Linked DNA regions of Homo sapiens: region 1 is linked to region 2. Evidence: chromatin contacts called from ENCODE Hi-C or POLR2A ChIA-PET data. All regions are on one chromosome and are shown on one strand. Each heading gives the region's core, a stretch centred on a gene start or an enhancer-like site at or near the end of the contact. The rest is flanking DNA. Distances are from core to core; before and after follow the strand shown. Region 1 has its middle 26 kb from the start of AREG. Region 2 overlaps EREG (epiregulin).

What was found. A loop is a pair of places that touch in the nucleus more often than their neighbours do. ChIA-PET counts read pairs that join two places held with the same protein, here RNA polymerase II (POLR2A). Pooled maps may share reads with other maps.
Region 1: a loop to region 2 is called in a map of heart right ventricle, with 8 times the contacts of the local background. The contact joins two enhancer-like sites. A Hi-C loop is called at or near these places in 4 of 168 maps with a recorded cell type or tissue (endothelial cell of hepatic sinusoid, endothelial cell of umbilical vein, heart right ventricle and 1 more), 5 of 37 single-sample maps with no recorded cell type and 3 of 50 pooled maps. POLR2A ChIA-PET finds 5 or more read pairs at or near these places in 6 of 52 experiments (A673, AG04449, MCF 10A and 3 more).

What each region holds. Positions count from the first base shown.
Region 1 is chr4:74,415,820-74,422,256 of GRCh38, reverse strand. No RefSeq gene overlaps it. Among named protein-coding and RNA genes, the nearest start is that of AREG, 26 kb to the left of the region's middle. Within about 2 kb of position 3,801, at least 3 of the 41 ENCODE cell types and tissues checked have a DNase peak (open chromatin) inside an H3K27ac peak, as active enhancers do; they include mammary epithelial cell, where a contact is called at or near this core.
Region 2 is chr4:74,369,750-74,377,077 of GRCh38, reverse strand. All of the region lies in intron 1 of EREG (epiregulin), which reads right to left. Among named protein-coding and RNA genes, the nearest start is that of EREG, 8.3 kb to the right of the region's middle. RefSeq lists an enhancer at 1,701-2,900. Within about 2 kb of position 2,382, at least 11 of the 41 ENCODE cell types and tissues checked have a DNase peak (open chromatin) inside an H3K27ac peak, as active enhancers do; they include mammary epithelial cell, where a contact is called at or near this core.

The DNA of each region.
Region 1 (6,437 bases), core at 2,552-5,051, 44 kb before region 2:
TAGTAATAGCAAAAAAAAAAAAAATAGCCACTGTTAAAGGTTGTTCATCAAAGACCAGAAATAGCAAATCAGAGCCTATTAATTGTGTGGAAGGAGAATAATTTATGTGGTAAAAGAGAAACCCAAAATCTAGATTGATGTTGAGCCAAACATTTTGGTACAAGATGTAAATAGAGGAAAAGTGGTTTTCTGTTTAGCCTCATTTTCTGAAATAGGAGACATGTCTATGTAAATTAGGCCAAAAAAGACACAAACACATACACATATGACAGATCCTTGTGCCAAGAGCCTTAATGTATGTGTTTTCTTTCTTTTGTCCTTCTTTCCTTCCTTTCTTCCTCTCTTCTTCCCTCTTTCTCTTCCTTTTCCTCCTCCTCCCCATTAGCATCCTCCTTTTCTTCTTTTTTCTTCTTTCTCTTTTCCTCCCCATCTTCCTTCCCCTTCCCCTCCTCTTCCCCTTCCTCTTTTCCTTCTCCTTTTTTTTCTTCCTCTCCTTCTTCTTCATAGTGACGATGGTAAAATAAGTCTAAATCACTGAGGAAATAAGATCTCAGGGAAATAAGCATGTTTATGAGGAGGCAGAGGAATAAATGACCTACATTTTCTTTTATATTTCAAGGAATTCTGTTGCTAGGAGCCATCACGTTGAAATACTGCATGAAATGTGGAGTAGGGACTGGGGAAAGTGATAAAATAATCGGCTCCCCTTTTCACACAGCACTGCCCTTCTGGAGCAACTTGTTAGAGCAGAAAATATTAGTTTTGGAATCAGAACCAGCTTTAATTTTTAGTTTTGTGATCTTGGACAGACTATTAAAAACCCTTTTAATCTCAGTGTCCTCAGTAGAGAAATGGGAATGAAAAGGAGTATTTTGTAGGGTTGTTTTGAGGACAGTGATTGCACTCCATCCATGGGAGACACCCGGGGGAGGTGGATTGCTTTCACGAGCTGCACCTTTAGTTTATGTCTACTAGTTCTCCCTCATGTAACCATTGTTTTCCTCAATTTAAACAAAGAAGTAGGGTGAATGTAAGATGATTCTTGGTAAAAGAAATAAAAACATTTTATGTTTATCAAGTACACCACAATGTGCAAGTGTTTTTACCTGCATAATTTAAGAACAGCTGGGGAAGAGAAATGAGTAAGCAGATGAAAGAGAATCCGCAGGATCTAGTTGTCCTCTGGGTTTTGGCTCATAGAAAGGCCAATGTTATATTATACCAGAATCTTCTTCTTTTGTTTACTTCAGCTGTCAAGTGACTAGTTAGATACTTGAACATCTAAGCTTTAGACATTGCTTTCAATAAACACTTTTTTTGAGATGGAGTTTCGCTCCTGTTGCCCAGGCTGGAGTGCAATGGCACGATCTCGGCTCACTGCAATCTCCGCCTCCCGGGTTCAAGCAATTCTCCTGCCTCAGCCTCCCGAGTAGCTGGGACTACAGGCACGTGCCACCACACCCAGCTAATTTTTGTATTTTTGGTAGAGACAGGGTTTCACGATGTTGGCCAGGCTGGTCTCTAACTCCTGACCTCAGGTGATCCACCCACCTCGGCCTCCCAAAGTGCTAAGATTACAGGCAGGACCCACCAGGCCTGGCCCAATAAACTTATTTTATCAGCATAATTTGCATCATGTGCTTGTTTCATTCATTCATTGCTTCAATAAATATTTACTTGGCACCTACTATGTGCCAGGTGCATTTATAGATGAAAACTAGCTTTAAACTAGACAGATAAGGCTCCTATTCTTACTACAATGAAGGGCCACAACCTGTCAACAATTTAGTATAAAAATAAAGATAACAATTCCAAATGGTGTACGACAGTTTAAAAAAATGAGATAAAGAGGATTGAGATGATGATGGCTTTCATATGTTAAAAGTGTCAGGAAAGTTCTCTTTGAGCTTGGATGAAAGATGAGGAGACAACCATGCAAATATTTAGGGGGATGATATTCAAAGCAGAGGGAATGGCAAGTGCAAAGCCACTGAGCCTGGAATTATTTTAGGGCATGTTATACTGCCTTAGGAGTCATTTAGAGCAGGGGCTTCAACCTTCAAGCCAGGGAGCAATACCAGTTGGGTCCATGGCCTGCCATGAATTGGGCTACACAGCAGGAGGTGAATGGCTGGCAAGTGAAAGAAACTTCACCTGTATTTACAGGCACTCCCCATTGCTTGCATTACCACCTGAGCTCTGCCACCTGTCAGATCGACAGAGGCGTTAGATTCCCATAGGAGTGCAAACCCTTTTGGGAACTGCACATATGAGGGATCTAGGTTGTGTTCTCCTTATGAGAATCTAATGCCTGATGATCTGTCACTGTCTCCCATCACCCCGAGATGGACCCATCTAGCTGCAGGAAAACAAACTCAGGGTTCTCACTCATTCTACATTATAATTCATTATATAATATATAATGAATATAATATATAATGAATTATTTCATTACATATTATAATGCAATAATAATAGAAATAAAGTATACAATAAATGTAATGCACTTGAATCATCCTGAAACCATCCCCCCACCCCCTGGTCTGTGGAAAAAATTGTCTTCCATGAGACTGGTCCCTGGTGCCAAAAAGGTTGAGGACTACTGTTTTAGAGTGTGCATATGGTGGTACTAATAACCAGATGATGTTATTTGAACTGTGAAGAAGGCAGAATTACAAATATGTCTGGCCACACTCTTGTAACTGAATAGAATGGACTAAAATCCTTTCTATATCCAGGTTAACAACCTATGGGCATCTCACATCCACAAGGAGAACCAGGTTCATGTGTCCCAGAAGAGACTTGGTGAATTACTTAATATAGTAAGCTCTATGAAATTTTATGCTTTGATTTTTCTCATTTCAGGAAGTGTCTAGAAGATGTAGGGATAGAGGAGTTTTGTTCATATGCCTTCCTCTGCTTTCACTCCCCCTTACCACCTTCTTTTCTTTCTCTTTACAGAGGCTGTTGTGATATCCTGCATGGACAAGGAAATGATGTTCATCTAATACACCCACTTGGGAACACTTTGATGCATTGGCTATGATTGTCTTTCTGTTTTCCCTACCCTCATCTCTAGCCCTGTCCCAGTATGAGAACATGGAAACTCATTTTGGAAAATGTGAAATGAGTGATCCCCAAAAGTAGCCTTGCTCATGATTGGGTGATTATATTAAGGGTGATTTTTTTTCTTTATTGTATTTAGCTGTTTTCCATTGTGTTTTTTGGCAACAAATATAAAAAGTTATAGTTTTCTTATTTTTAAAAGACATGTTGCCTCATAGAAGTAGATAATATCAGAAAATGACTTTTTTGTGTCCAATGGCTCCATCTGCCCCTAGTTATTGTCCCTCAAAAGAGGGGCATGTACGACTTGAAATAGCCAAATGAACTTGTCTCATACAGTTGCATCCATTTTGGCTGACAGCATAGATAAAAATTCTTTATTTATACGTGACAGTGGGCAGACAGAAATAACTCCTTACTTTGTTTTCTATATTTTAAAGCATTTTTTCAGAGAACTGTTTTCAGTAGCAAGTTGCCATCATGCATTTAAAACATTTGATTCAGGGACAAATGTTGAGGAGATCACTTGCACAAAGGGAATTAAGCTTGCTGGGTGTAGCATGGGCTAGGGATAAAAAAAACAGTTTAGAAAAGGATGTGATATCACTCATCTCTTTAGGAAAGCATTTCTCTGTCTTAGAGTTAGAGCTCCAGGCAGAGGAAATGGGAAGGCGGGGAAAACATGGACAGGTTCCAAAGGAGATGATGGGTCATAGAGAATGAATGAGTCAACTAGCATCAGAGGGTGTGAGCGAGGGTTTGGGGGAGGGGGAATAATGGAATCTATGGGTTCTTTGAACCCCCTCACTCCCACACCCATATACACACACCAAGTTCTTGGGGGACATGAGCAGTCCTTAAGTGTCCTGAAAGAGTGACTGTGTTCCCTAAGCAACCAAATCACTCCAGAAACTGATTTGGCTGGGAGAGTGTGACACATCAAAGTTAGGGAGGTGACGAAAGTATAAGAATCACTCTAATAGGAGAGCATCGTCAATTGTCAGCATTTAGTTCTATTTAGAAAGGATTGGAAGGAAGGGAGAAGTCACTTCTTGAAGAGAAGACGCAAAAAGTTGATGGCATTTAGTCGTGCCAAAAGAAGTGCTTTGAAACAGTTCTAAAATGCAAGCCTAATTAGTTACTTTAAAGTATCCCACAGGTCTCTCCAGATCATGTGTGTGAGGTATTTGAATTTTTCAGTGGTCACAGATGAGAAGACTGTCACTTCTGCGAACGTCTATTTCTGCACCCCAGGCATCTAGCATACTCACCTATGTTCGCCCAAGTCTTTTATCATAGCTTGTTCATCATATTTATTAGGTTGGCAAAAATGTAATTGCAGTTTTTGCCATTACTTTCAATGGCAAAAAAAAAAAGGCAAAAACCACAATTATGTTTGCACCAACTTAATATATTCCCAGCATTAAAATTTCTTGTAATGTATTTCATGCTTGCTATTCCAGGAATCTTAAAATTCTCTACTAGGATTTCTTACTTAGTGTTTAAGTCCTTAAATTAAACAAATAGAAATACTATGTAAGACATGTGCCATATACAGCAAATAAATCTCATGAACCCACATCAAACAGGTAAATAAAAATATGAACTGAGTTTTGTTCATATTAATATTCAGTGTCCTTTTGACACTGCTTCTTCTGAAGCAAACCAAAAGTGCTTGGAAATAAAACTAAAAGGTTGATTTTACCATCATACATCTATAGCCTCCAGAGTGACCTATTAAATTATAAATGGGATTATGTTACTCCTACAATTAGTACCTTCTGTATGAGGAAACAACAACTTCATTATACCCAAAAGCTCCCGCATGATTTGGCCTCTGTCTGCTTGTCTAAACTAGGGTGTCATCACACGCCTTGGTTATACCATCAAAAGTATTGTTTGAAAGTAAATCAGGTGGTCACTCAACTCCAACCTCACTTCTTTGCTCCTTCTATTCTTTCACCATACTTAGGCTACACTTGCCATCTCTACGTTTCAGGAGGAGGCTAAATTATTTTATATTTTTGGATCCCTGCCTAAGACATCCCATCTGCCTGAAGCACACTTCTTCCCCTGTTCATCTGGTTAACATTTAGGCACCTTTCAAGCCTGCTGAAACTTAACTTCTGCACACCCCAGTATAGACCTGTGAGCCTCTTTAATTACACTCTCCATTGCACATGTAAGAATTTGTAGTCCTGTATTTTCTTATGTTTTTATTTCTTTAATATTTGTCTTCACAAGTCTCTGAGGCAGAGACAGGACTGACACGCAACTGATTCTCACTATTATGGCCTTTAAAGGTTGTTGTATATCTGTTTTGTTGACAACAGACACCTAGTACACAACACAGTACCTAAAACATAGTAGACACTCAGCACGTTTGTTTAACAAATGAGAGAATGACCATGGATGCTCTCATGGAATCAATTGTCGTGAATTCAATTAATGCAGCCTTTACCAAACTCTTATTCTGTGTAGATCATGAACACAATGGCTTAAAAATCAGCAGCACCAGTATCTGCTGGAGCATGACAGAAAGACAGAATCTTGAGTCCAAACCTAAATGACAATCTGCTGTTTAATGAGACACATGGGAGGTTTCAATTACACATTAAAGTCTAAATACTCACCTTAGCACACACTTATCTAGTAAGCCTGGAAAAATAAGAAGCTGAATGGCCATTCACACTCCTCACTTTTAAGAAACCTACATGGCCTGCCAAATGGGCCAATTACTACTTTTAATGGGAATGAAAAATGTTGGGAATTTGCCAATTTATTCTAAACTTTTAAAATGCTATCCCTAGTTTTTCTTGAAGATCATAGAGCAAAATAGATAAGGCTGCTAGTCATAAAGTTTCTGATTTCCTGTCTTAGCATATTGTCCTAATCTAAGAAAGAATAGTCATAATTGGGGGTCTAAGCTAAAATAAAAATAAAGGTACACAGTATTAAAATTCTACAATGATTTTAAAATAAGTACAATTGTCTAACAATAAATTTGCCATTAAAGTTAAAATCACAGTAATATATAATAAACTCATTCGCATTGGTGACTCACACATCATTTATGCATGTTTTTAAAGTCCCAGTGGACTTTCACGCACAAAGAAATTTTGCCTTTCACTTACTTCAACAGAGTCAATTGATTTCCTGTTAATCAAGATTTTAAAATGTCAACTGAGGTTTACTTTGAAATAAGTGAGGACAATTTAGGAGGACTCAGGTCAATATCCAGAATGCCAGTGGTGATCAAATGAACTTTGATTCATAGTGAATAATGTTACGAATTCCATAGCTGATCAGGCATTTTCATTGACTTGGGAGCCTTATTTATCAGCATGAATGCCATAAGGAGGTCAGAGAGA
Region 2 (7,328 bases), core at 1,133-3,632:
CCCTCTTCTGGTTTATAACAAGTTTGTCTATCTCTGTAATTTGGTACTGTAAAGAAAGATTTAATTCGTGTAATACAAGAATTTTATTTTTTCTCAGTTAGAGAAGGCTTGTATCTGTTAAGCCGATTGTATATTTTTGGGTTCTGAAAAGTAAATTACACATCGGCATCAGCATCATAATGTATAACTTCATATATCAAATTTCACACTTAATTCTGTGAAGTAGTTATTAGTCTCAAATACCCTCAGTGTATTTAAATTAAATGTCTTGTCTAAGATCACTTGTGACCACAGAAGAGAAGAGTTACAAATTTATCTTTTGAAATCAAGTCTCCTGTTCTTCAACAATTTGAAAATTCTGTTGTCTTTAAAGTTCAGAATTATCCCCTCCCCACTCCATGCTTTTTCTACAATATAAATGCTGCTTCAATTGCTCTTGTGGAACTACAAAAAATATATTTTTGTTGAATGACAAAGAAATAGCTAAAGCCTAGATTTCATTGTCAGTTGAACAGAGTTGAAAACTATTTCACTAAGCTTTTTATGGAGGATAAGCTAGATTCTCATTCAAGTCAATTTTGTTTTATATCCCAATAATAATTTCACCATACTTTCACTACTGAAGAATGAAATCCTTTAACTAATACAGTTTCCTCGGTACAAATTGGAGTTTTAGTTGCACGTGCTTACATCCTTGACATTCCTATTCCTACATATTTCTTCAACTGAGGAAAGCTTTGGAGGAGACATTACCAATTCTCCCTCCAGGAAAATGCTAGCCAGGGGGAAAAAAATGCACATTTGAAGCTAGTTTCTCTATCCTTTGCATAAACTAAAGCCTAACCTTTCCTGCTTGGAATTGCCTCCAATTGCAACCTGCAACTATTATAGAATCCAACTTACTTTGGAGTGTTGCTGTTAGTCTTCTTTTTTAAAGGTTTTTAGTAGTTGTTAGTTTTTCCACCGTTGGAAACTTTGTTCCAGTTGTTCAGGCCACAGGTGAAATGTTTGTCTTTGTTAATTAAAGAATGTTCAGCCCAGGGTGTGCCTCCACAAAGACTGGACTTTCCTTACTCGTGACGCTCCCTTGGACACAGTCCATCGCTCAGGATAGTTTCTGTGAGACTTGCTGCATTAATCCTACAGCAGGATATTTTACAGGTGGAATCGTATATAATTTTAAATGTTCCTTTCAAATTAAAGTGTATAACTGCAATTCCATCATGGATGGATGTGGCCAAGAAAACAGCAAAATTAATTCTAAGTCATGTCCATCTGCACAGCACTATTGCTTTAAAATAGTGGTTCTCAAATGTTCCTGCAATATGCGTCTGCTCCCAAACACTTGCAAACTAGGGTAGAAGAGTGAATGCGATCCAATGAATAAAAAATCTATCTCCAGAGAAATATTACATCCACTATCCTGTTAACCTTAAGAATCGCTGGTCAGGCCGGGCGCGGTGGCTCACGCCTGTAATCCCAGCACTTTGGGAGGCCGAGGCGTGCGGATCACGAGGTCAGGATATCGAGACCATCCTGGCTAACACGGTAAAACCCCGTCTCTATTAAAAATACAAAAAAAAAAAAAAAAATTAGCCAGGCATGGTGGCGGGCGCCTGTAGTCCCAGCTACTCAGGCGGCTGAGGCAGGAGAATGGCTTGAACCCAGGAGGCGGAGCTTGCAGGGAGCGGAGATCGCGCCACTGCACTCCAGCCTGGGCGACAGAGGAAGACTCCCTCTCAAAAAAAAAAAAAAAAAAAAAAAAAAAAAAGAATCGCTAGTCATTACTTTAATGAGTCATACAGGGAGGGAATAAATGCTAAAGCATGCATATATTTCCTTAATGTCAGGCTTTTCATGACCTTAGTGTTGTTTGAACATAATTTCTCTATGATTGGACCTCAAATACTATATTTGGCTTTTTCATTCTTGACAGTAGATTCTTCCTAAGCAAATAATTCACTACGATACTAAATATTTTAGATAGTATCTATGTCAAAAAAACAGATCTGGTGGCATTTCTTGTCTGGTGGCATTGGTAACTAAGATACAGAGGAATTTCTTGCCAGGTGATATAACACAGATGATCTGTAAACTCAAAATTGGCAGTTGGCGCTTCTTTTACAATACAGCTGCAAAAATGGAAATGCATTCAGAGGTCATTGTTTCTATCAAATTTCCAAATGGGTTTTAGGAATGTGAACCTCACCTATATATCTCTCTGCCTTCATTTTTCAGATTATGTTTCAGTGAAATCTCAGATGTGCCAGCAGGAAGTGGTGCCAGTGACTCAGAGGATACAAATCGCCTCTTCCCTGTGAGTCAGGACCGAGCCTACACCCTTACACAATATTGGGGACCGCGCGTGGGAGAGGTTGAGTGCCATCATAGGAATGGCAATAGCAGTAAATGTCGTGGGCCCTGGAGCACTAAGAAGTGGTTGCCCAACAGTCAGACAAAATGCCAGATGTAGAAAATGTACTTCCTATTGCATACGGTTTATTTTGACCTTGCTTCATTTTTATTTATATTTATTTTGTTTTTCGAGGCTCTTACTCATTTGCCCAGACTGGAGTGCAGTGGTGCAATCACTGCTCACTGCAGCCTCGAATCCCTGGGCTCAATGATCCTCCCATGTTGGCCTCCAAAAATGCTAGGATTACAGGCTTGAGCCATTGTGCCTGGATTTACCTTGCTTCCTAAGGATTGCACTGAGGGCTCATCCAGAAGGAGGCCAGTACAGAGGAGGCTAGGATTTGGTGACTGGATGACCAAGCCAAGTCAGCAAAATAATTGCAAATCTTAGGGTAAAATGACTATTCTGGAAAACAATCAAGAAAATAAAAATGATCCAAATTAAAATCAGATAGATTACAGAATAAAAGAAATGCATCTCATTTTCCCAGTTTAACCTTTTAGGCTATTTAGACCAGAAAAGCAAACTTGTGCAGAATCATAGCATTTGTCCAGCCCAAACACATAGCAAAATCCTCTTTGTTCACACTTTTGCTGTGGTCACATGCCAACCTACTCAGACTGTTCATTTTCTACCATCTTCCATGGCAGTCTGTGATTTTAGAATTTGTCTATAACGTAATAGGCTTGTTGGATCTTGTGTGCTTTTAAGGAGTGAATATGCCTTCACTGTTTTTGGATGTCTTTTTGTTTTAAATTTAATTCCACTATTTGATAAGCTCTTGCTTCACCTTGGTCAAAATAACTCTAAAACTCATTATCACATCAGATACTGAAAAGACTGTCAGCACCTTCTAGTAGCAACCTACTTTTCAGAGAGTATATATATGTGTGTGTGTGTGTGTGTGTGTATAGATATATATACGCACACGTATATACTTATATATATACATACATATATACTTATAAATATTACTTATATATAAATATATATGAACACATATATACATATATTACTTATATATAAATATATATATACACTCACATATATACACACATATATATAAATCTATAGAAAACTAACCTTGCCTTCTGCCAGTAATAATTCTATTCCTATATATTTTTAATGTTAGCTTTGTAACTGCACTTCATTAAGACCTAAGGTAAAAACGGTCTATAGCAATTTGAGATAAAACATATGAAACCCAAGGTTAATATAACAGGTTAAAAATAAGTAATTATTTTAATTTTGAGTTTTGAAAAATAGCCATAGAATCTTCCTTGACAAGTAGCAAAAATATTAATATGCCATGTGTTTCTAGTCATAAGCATTAAGTTATACTTTCCAATTTAGGTAGTCATTTCTAAATCATACTTCAAATGCTAATATATTTCGCTTACATATTATCATACAATGCTATACTTAAAGCTAGTCAAATAAAGAATCAGTGAGTCAAAATATAAGGGAATTATCTATTTTGCACTAAATATGAATTTAAAGATGTATATCTTGTTCATAACGGAAGTATTTCCAGAATGCAGGAGAATACATACCAACTCTTATGTAAAGAGTACAACCCAGCACTTTGGGAGGCTGAGGCTGGTGGATCATGAGGTCAAGAGATCGAGACCATCCTGGCCAACATGGTGAAACCAAAATACCAAAAAAAAAAAAAAAAAAAAAAAAATTAGCCAGATGTGGTGGTGGGCGCCTGTGGTCCCAACTACTCGGGAGGCTGAGGCAGGAGAATGGCGTGAACCCGGGAAGCAGAGGTTGCAGTGAGCCGAGATCACCCCACTGCACTCCAGCCTGGTGACAGAGCAAGACTCTGTTTCAAAAAAAAAAAAAAAAAAAAAAAAAGTACAATTTAAATTAATCTGAGTGTTTGGAACTCTGTGACTAAAATCTCTAAAGGTGGGACTTGCCTCCCCTAAAAGCCAAAGCTTCATTTATAGAGTATTGTTTCAAATTTTCTGTTGGAAACATATTTTTTTCTCAAGACAATCTTACATAAGAAGAGCTTTTTTATAACCTTTTCTACCTTGACTCCCTTCCATCGGGCTTCTCACTTCTATAAATCCAACTTAAATTATTCTTACATTATTATTCCAAAAGAAACATCTCCTGAAGGCGCAACAGTTTGGACTATAAGTGTCTGCAATTTGCCTTCTTTTCATTATGGCCACATTGTGGCAGGAAGCCTGGATATTTAATGGCATCTTGAGAAGCATATTGACTATATTGTATTCTCTGTAGATGCCTATGGCCAAACATGAATCTGCAAGGATAAAGTTTTAATCAGTGAGAGCACACAAAACAAGAGAAAGGGAATCCATTAAAGATGATTTCAAAAGACTCGAAATTAATTACTTTTTATTCAGAGAACCCACATAATACAACTCACACACTGCAGGCTGCTAAGGAATTCTACTTTCAGATAATATAGTTTATGAAAATATAGTTTGAGTTGACATTGGCGACCTTGACTTCAGTGAGAGCCACATATGCCTCCATAGCATGATAGCTGGTGGGATGGGCTTAGTTACAATCCAATCATCAAAAAGGAGGGCAGCTTACCCCATCCTTGCTTTTAGTAACTACATTTGTCAAATAATGTTTACTCAATAAATATCTATTGAGCGTTGTCTACATGCAAGATATTGAACAAAACACTGGAAAGAAAACTGGTACAAAAGACATTGTTCCTGCCCTAAATAGACTTAAAGAAGTTGGACACCTAAGGGTGGTAAGGAAAGGAGAGAATTTATAGATGATGCCAAGTTTCTAGTCAGAAAAAAAAAAAACAGAGAATGCTGCCATTAAAAAAGGAGGAGACATAGGCAGGACAGCAGGCTTGTGGTGGCATTTGGGCATGAAGGCATGAAGGGAGTGAACATATTTGAGTTTAATGTTTATCTATAGGTATTACCTATTTATATTTTTGAGGCTGTTGGGAATACAGTAAAGGAATAAGAATTTATTTGGAGATTAGGAGAAGTCTATTTGAAAGTCATATGAGGAGATACTGCCTTTAAAGGAATGGAAGACATTTATATGTTCCAAGGAAAACAGTATGAACTGGAAAATAACAGAACTTTGAGAAACAGGTGGTAGAGAGCAGACAGAAGTGGCAAAGAAAAGAGAAAAAGAAATTAGAGAAAAAAGAAAATTAAGTTTGCTGAGAGCTAAGAGAGTAGAGTTGTAAAAGGAAGTAAAGGGTGGTTATCAAAGGAATAATCAGAGACAGTATTCATGATTCCATCGTAAATAAGACTCATCATTATTAGATGTGAACGGTGCTAAAATCAGCAATAAATATTGCCAAGCTGATTTTTTAAACATGAGAATGGGCTTTATATTTGTATCCAGATTATCATTAAAATTAATTTTGTCTTGGTAACTCAAGCACTAATTTTCCAAACTGTGAAGTATGGGTGGCAATGTGTAACAGCAATTAAAAAAAAGTATATTTTATGTTATTGGTTCTAAACCAGGAGCAAAATTGCCAACCAAGGTTGGCAAAATTGTATCCCTCATTGGCAAAATTGCTCCTGGGGACCATTGCTACCATATGGTAATGTCTGGAGACTATGATGGTTGTCACGACTGGGGATGCTACTGACATCTAGTGGGTAGAGACCAGGGTTGCTGCTAAACACCCTGCAATGCATAGGACAGCCTCCCTGCAACAAAGAATTATTTAGTCCCTAATGTCAACTGAGACAAGGTTGAAAAACCCTGCATTAGACTCATGAGAAATGGAATCCAGTTCTAGCTCACATACTTATTTTGTTTCCCTGCAACTGAGCTGCCTTATCTCTGAAAACAGAGAACAAGGAATGAGGTGGGGTAGAGGGTGAAATGAAGTTTGGATTAGATTTCTCTAAGGTTTCTTTAATTTCTAAAACAATGCTTCTCTTTCTGCCACTGGCAGTCATATCACTGCCACTTTATTCAGTCATATCATAGCTCAGTAACCCCTCTCTCTTCCTCTCTTCCTCTCTTTCTGTCTCTCTCTCTCTATCTCTCTCTCTCACACACACACACACACAAATATCTTCAGTTAATACTGAATAATATAATAATATAATAAGAGATAAAAATGTGAAAGAGAGAGAAGAAAACTTATTAGACTTCATCAGAAACAACAACAGAATTGAATTTTCCAAAACTGTTACTTAACCTCTAGGTATTTTGCTTCTCAAAATATCTTTTTTAATATTTTTAAATACATTTTTAAAGTGCAGCTAATTGAGTCTATAACATAGTGGTGATAACTCCAAATAAAGTATCAATGTGATCATCCATCTAGCAAATATTAATTGTGTTTAATATAAGCCTATCACAATAGAAATGATAAAAGATGACTATAGCACCAGCAAGGAGGGATAGAGTTATACACACACTTACAGTGTGATGTGTGGTGTGACAGGGCCATAGGACAAAAGGAATGGGAAAGGTGCAATGGAGGAGGGTCAGGGCTTATCAGAGAAGTGCCTAAGGAAGTGGCTCCTTTTTCAGTCTTAAAGGATGAGTACTTTCACCAAAAGTAAAGAGTGACTTGAGGGCATTGACAGTAAAGGATACAAGCGTATTCAAACCCAAAGCCTTACATGCTGTGTACTCCTGTTTCCTCATTTGTAAAACGGGAACAATAACAACTTTCTGGGCTAAAAAGGCATCCTAAGAACTAAATGAGGCTTTTTTTTTTGTAAGAAACCATTTTTATGATGACAGCTCTAATTTTAAAAGTGCTTTCTATGAATTCATGTATCATCTTATCCATTAAATCTACATACAATTACCTGACAAGGTTATTGTGGACAACCTTTTTTTTTTCGGATGAGAAAACTGAGGCTCAGAGATAAATCACTCTTTCTGAAAGTATGAAAGAAAAAACTGGTGCATGAAA